Regions from separate parts of the Homo sapiens genome. Here region 1 is linked to region 2. Evidence: chromatin contacts called from ENCODE POLR2A ChIA-PET data. All regions are on one chromosome and are shown on one strand. The core of a region is the stretch at or near the end of the contact, and the rest is flanking DNA. Distances in the headings are between cores, read along the strand shown.

Evidence for each region. ChIA-PET counts read pairs that join two places held with the same protein, here RNA polymerase II (POLR2A).
Region 1: POLR2A ChIA-PET joins it to region 2 with 10 read pairs in OCI-LY7. The contact joins the promoter of KDM2A here to the promoter of ZBTB3 in region 2. POLR2A ChIA-PET finds 5 or more read pairs at or near these places in 2 of 52 experiments (H1 and OCI-LY7).

The regions. Positions count from the first base shown.
Region 1 is chr11:67,117,860-67,120,559 of GRCh38, forward strand. It overlaps KDM2A (lysine demethylase 2A), which reads left to right and starts at 1,404. Exons shown (of 21, transcript NM_012308.3): 1 at 1,404-2,190. LOC107984341 (a long non-coding RNA gene) reads right to left here and starts at 489. Exons shown (of 2, transcript NR_160735.1): 1 at 1-489. RefSeq lists silencers at 311-360, 501-780, 961-1,400, 1,541-1,610, 1,791-1,930 and 1 more and an enhancer at 841-890.
Region 2 is chr11:62,752,760-62,755,459 of GRCh38, forward strand. ZBTB3 (zinc finger and BTB domain containing 3) reads right to left here and starts at 1,401. Exons shown (of 2, transcript NM_001370809.1): 1 at 1,205-1,401; 2 at 1-956. The coding sequence starts at 905. RefSeq lists enhancers at 54-931, 1,812-2,689.

The DNA of each region.
Region 1 (2,700 bases), core at 154-2,653, 4.4 Mb after region 2:
CGTCGACGTTCGGAGCCTGCTGGCCCGTCGGGCAGCTGTCGGGCCGCGGGAGTCGGTCCGTGGGCAGGGCCGGCGCAGCTCGGGCGGCTGCTGCCCCGTCGCTGACCCCCGCGCGAAGCTGCGCGCACCAACAGGAGACATCTTCCCGGCCGGGCCTCCCGCGCCCGCCACGGCCCAGGGCGGCAGGGTCGGGCCGGGGGCCGGGGGCGGCCCGCGCACCCCTCCGTGGGGGGCGCCCCGACTCGCCGGGGGCGGGGTCACGTCCCACCCGGGCCGCCGGGGGCACCGGCGCGGCGGAAAGCTGAGCGTGGCCGAGGAGCGGGGGCTTCCTGGGCCACCTCGCCGGGCGCCTCCGGCCGGCGGTGGGCGCGCCGGCCGCCACCGCCCCCGGGCCGTCGCGGAGACCGCTTCTGCGCCTGGTACCTGTGGACGCCCTTGTTAAGCGCCTGCAGCACCCCCGGGGAGCCGAGCCCAGGACAGACATGCTACTCCTGTTTCCTGCCCCTTCGGAGCGACGAGCAGTGGGTGAGGCGGGGCCAGGCCGCTGCACCGAGGAGCCCCCGGGCCCAGGGCAGACGGGCCCCGTGGCGGCGGCGCCGGGGCCTGCCCGGGAATGGCGGGCAAGCCGGCCTCGGCCCACCGGCCGGCACGCGAAGGGAGGGCAGCCGGCGGCCATGCGCCCCTTCCCTGCGCCCTCTCGCCCTGGGCAGGCCTGAGCCGGGAGCCCAGGTCCCGCGGGCCCAGCCCGGCGGCTTGACCCCGGGAGACCCTGCTTTGAGGCGGGTATCGGTTGCCCTGGCCCAGGCCTCCCGGCCCTCAGGTTGTGTGACTGTGACGGGCAGCCTGGGGCCAAAGGCGGTTGAAGGGGAAGGGGACGCAGATCTCCCACTGCTTGGGGGGGGTGATGTGCTTTGTGGGGGGTCGGGGGTCACCACCCTCCCAGGGGGGTGGGGGAGGGCGGCCAGCACAGCTGGCCGCGAGGGGCGGGGTCGCAGAGGCGAAGTGTGTGTGAGGGTGTGTGGGGGGAGGGCGCGCGGAGGAGGATCGGTGCCCTGCGCGCAGGCGCGAGCAGCCAGCCAGGCCCGAGCCCTGGAAGAACGCCGACGGGGAGCGGGGGCGGCGGGCTGGCGGGAGGGAGGGAGGGCGGGCGGCCTGACGCGAGGGGGCGCAGGGAGCCGCGTCGGCGTCGCGGGGCGCGGGCGATTCGAGGCCGACGCATCCGCGCGTGCGCGCGCCGGCGGTGTGTCCGCGTTAGAGGGGAGTGACGCGTGCGCGTTCACGCGCGCCCGGGAGAGCGGTAAGAAGCGCAGGGAGGCCTGAAGGGGGTGGGGGGGTGGAGAGGCGAGCTGGAGGAGGGGTGGGGAGGTGGCGCCTGCGCAGTGCGCCTCGGAGGAGCTGTGTGTATGTGAGAGTCTGACGGGTTCAAAATGGCGGCGGCTGCTTCAGCGGCTCCTCCTGTGTGAGGGAAACAACACCCCTCCCCGGCAGCGGCGGCGGCGGCGGCGGCTCTCGGAGCACCTTCCCAGCGGCTGGGCCCGTGGCCGCTCTGTCTTTCCTGGGCAGGGGACGCTCCGGGAGGAGGGGCAACGCCAGGGGGCCCATCCCCCGGAATCCCTCTTCTGCGACTGGGGAGTAGCCGGGGGGCTCGTCCCGCAGCGCGGAGCCAGACCTGAGGGGGAGACGCGAGGGGAGCCAGGGCCCCCATCCCGGCGCGCCGCGCCGCTCCCGCCCTGTCCGCCCCCCGGGGCCGGGGCCCGCGTTCCGGGGGGCCGGGGCGGCGCGGGGAGCCTCGGGCCGGCCGGTCTCAGCTGATCGGCCGCTGCTCCCGCAGGCGACCAGCCCCTGCTGGCCGAGGGCACGGCGAGGAGGGCGCTCCCTGCGGCCGGGGCCGGCCCGGGGCTCGGGCCCGGGCTGCTGACCGCTGGCCTGGGGGAGGCGGGGGCGCCCCGGGCTCGGCGCCGAGGGGTCGCGCTCCTCTCTCCTGACGCCTCCGACTCCCGGTCTCCAAAGCCAGAAGAGAAGGTTTGATTCAGCAACTGTTTGCTCCCTTTTCCTGGTCGCTCTGACCCTCTCTGGATACTGGGTTGATCCACGGAAAAACCGAAGACGACGTTTGGGATTTAATTATTCCTCTCAGCTTTGGAATCTTTTACTTCTCACTTGGACAAGAACTCAAGAGCAGAATCTCCGGTGAGTTTCCCCCTCCCCCCCCTCATTTGGAAGTTTGGTTGACTGTGTTATCCAAAGACTGAATGCAAAGTTTCTATCTCTTTTTCCGATGGGTGAACCATTGAAACGCCTTTTCCTGGGGGAGCCCAGCGAGATTCGCCCTTTTTCCTCTCCGGCCCTGGCTGCTCCATGCCCAGGCGGTCGTCGCCCAGGGGGTGCAAGCACGGTTTCCCTCCCGACTTCGGGCCAGGGCTTCCTCCGGGAGGGCTCTGCCTCTAACTGCTCTGCAAACTGTGTCATCGGGTCCTCTGGTCTCGTAGCAGTTTTGAAAGGATGCTGTTAACGTGGCTGTAATGTAGTGACAAAAACGGGGGGAACCTGTGTTCTCAATGGAAGCCATTATCCACGAGAATATTTAGAAAAAAGAAAACCCTTTCTTGGTATTACGGATTGACCGTCGCGCCGGCCGGTCTTTTATTTAATTTTTGGACAAGATGTATTTTCCTTGTATCCTTAGATGCAATCGTTTAT
Region 2 (2,700 bases), core at 151-2,650:
ACCAGCTCAGCTTCAGCTGGGGCTGGAGCCTGGGATGGAACTGGAGCTGAGACAGGGGCTGGGGCTGACGTTGGGGCTGAGGCTGGGGGATAGAAGCCTTGCAGTGGTCCTCCAGGATCCTTTGGTTCCACCACCCTCAGACTCTCAGGACCCACATCAAGAGATGGCAGTGGCTCCAATGAAACTGCTGAGATGCCAGAAGAGAAGTAGTTTGTAGGAATGGTCTCAGTGGAGCTACTAGGGCTGGCAAGAGAGACATCAGCCACTGGTGGATGAGGTGCCCGCAGATGTGGTGCGTCAACCTCCATGCCAGGCTGTGTAGTGTCAGCCCCACTAGACATTGGTGGCTCATCTGGAGGACGGACAGTAGGTGAGGGAGCAGCAGAGCCTTTCCATTCCCCTTTGCCCCAGTGGCCTGATGTCTCAGCAGATGCCAACGAAGGTTGGGTGCCACGGGAAGTACTAGACAAAAACTCCAAACTAGGAAGCTGTGAGTTGGTTTCCTCCTCCTTCTTGGTACTGTCTGCCTCTGCCAGGGCCCGGGCTTGAAGCCGCCGCTTACACACCTTGACGATGTCATTCATGTGCAAGTAGCTGGCAGCTGCCAGCACATCCTCCACAGGGGTATCCCCTCTCAGGGTCAGCTGGCCAGCATACATAAAGTCCAGAAGCAGCCCAAAGGCTGGGGCTGTGACAATTTCATTGTGAATACACACCAGATCCCTCTTGTCCAATTCCCGCTCCTTGTAGAAAAGCTGGAAGAATGGGCTGCAGGAGGCCAGCACAGCCCGATGGGCCAAGAACTGGGTACTACCCACCATCACGGTGCAGTCACAAAGGAAACCCTGGGACCGCTGCTCCCGGAGGCTCTGCAGCAGCTGCTGACTGTGTTCTGGGAACTCCATAGTACCCCACGAAGGAAAGGGGGCCCAAAAAAGGTCCCCACCAGTGGCTCCCTGAGAAAAAAGGGCAGTGAGTTAAGACAGGTAACCTCCCCAGCAACCTTATCAGCCCTTAACTATCACTTGCCACTCCAAAACAATCGCTTAAGTTACTGCCCTTCTTTCTCCTAGGTCACACCCAAAGCTCTCCCATTAGCTCCGCCCACCTCGGCCTAACCTTAGAACAGGCCCCACCCCCGTCCGATAAGCCCTGCCCCCGGAAGTCCCGCCCCTTAGCCACCCTCCGCTTCCTTGATGCCCACCCGGTAGCGTCCAACGGCTCCACGAAGTAGAGATCTTTTTCGCTCCCAGGCCTTGCCAGGCGATGCCTCTACGCCCCACTTCGAGAACTCCCTAAGCATCTCCCTCACGCATTCCAGGGGCTAAGGACTACCAGGGTGGGAACTAGCGGAGAAAGCTGATACCTCACCCACCACCGAGCAGCCACAGGGCGAGCTCCGCCCCTTCCCACCTTCTCAGCTTTAATTGGCTTAAGATTGCCCTCCCCTGTCACGGATTGGTCCGCTCTCCACTAACCATCCTCCCTCTAACTGCCGTCTACAATTGGGTGCTCGCCGCCATCGCTTTTGCAGTCAGGCGTTGGATTGGGTGACGCTCCTGTCCTCAACTTTTCCTCTTCGTCCCGCCTTCCTTGCCTCCGAGCCCTCAGGATTGGCTGAGCTTCTCCTTCTACCTAATCCAGCAGGCAGGAGGTACCCGGCTCCGAGTCGCTGAACGCGGCGCTCTCCTGGCGAGGCTGGAGGTCGGGAACCCTGCAGTGTCGGACCCGAGCTGACAGCAAGCCACTCCCGCTACAGGCTGACAGGGAAAAAGAGAACCAACTAGGCCAGGCGCAGTGCTTCACGCCTGTAATCCCAGGACTCTGGGAGGCCGAGGAGGGCGGATCACTTGGGGTCAGGAGTTCGATACCAGCCTGGCCAACATGCTGAAACCCCGTCTCTACTAAAAATACAAAAATTAGCAGGTCTTGGGGGCGCGCGCCTGTAATCCCAGCTACTGGGGAGGCTGAAGCAGGAGAATCACTTGAACCCGGGAGGCGGAGGTTGCAGTGAGTCAAGATCGTGCCACTGCACTCCAGCCTGGGCGACAGAGTAAGACCCTATCCCCCCACCCCCCCAAAAAAAGAGAACCAACTGGTGACTGTGGGCAATAGCCCCACGTCCCTGAACTGCGTTTGTCTCTTGAAGGTCCCTTCCTCTCAAAAATTCTAAGATTTGCCGGGTTCGGTGGCTCACGCCTTTAATCCCAGCAGTTTGGGAGGCTGAGACGGGCAGATCACTTGAGGTCCGGAGTTCAAGAGCAGCCTGGCCAACATAGTGAAACCCCATCTCTACTAAAAATACAAAAATCAGCTGGGCATGGTGGCGCGTGCCTGAAATCCCAGCTTCTAGGGAGGCTGAGGCAGGAGAATCTCTTGAACCCAGGAGGCAGAGGTTGCAGTGAGCCAAGATAGCGCCACTGCACTCCAGCCTGGGAGACAGAGCAAAACTCCATCTAAAACAAACAAACAAAAAAACATTTTAAGATGCCCTACTGCTCCACTCCTCCAAGCTAAGTTTCCGGGGCTCCCGGCTCAGTGATGGCATGAAAGAACTAGCAGCTACAGGGATGATGTCGTGGTGTCCCTAGCCTGGACTCTACAGTCAATTTACAGTGAGAGGATAGAGTGTTCTTTGTTTCCAGAGCGTGCTGAGCAGGTGCTGGTAGGAAGGGTAAGAATGGGGTCAGGATCATAAAA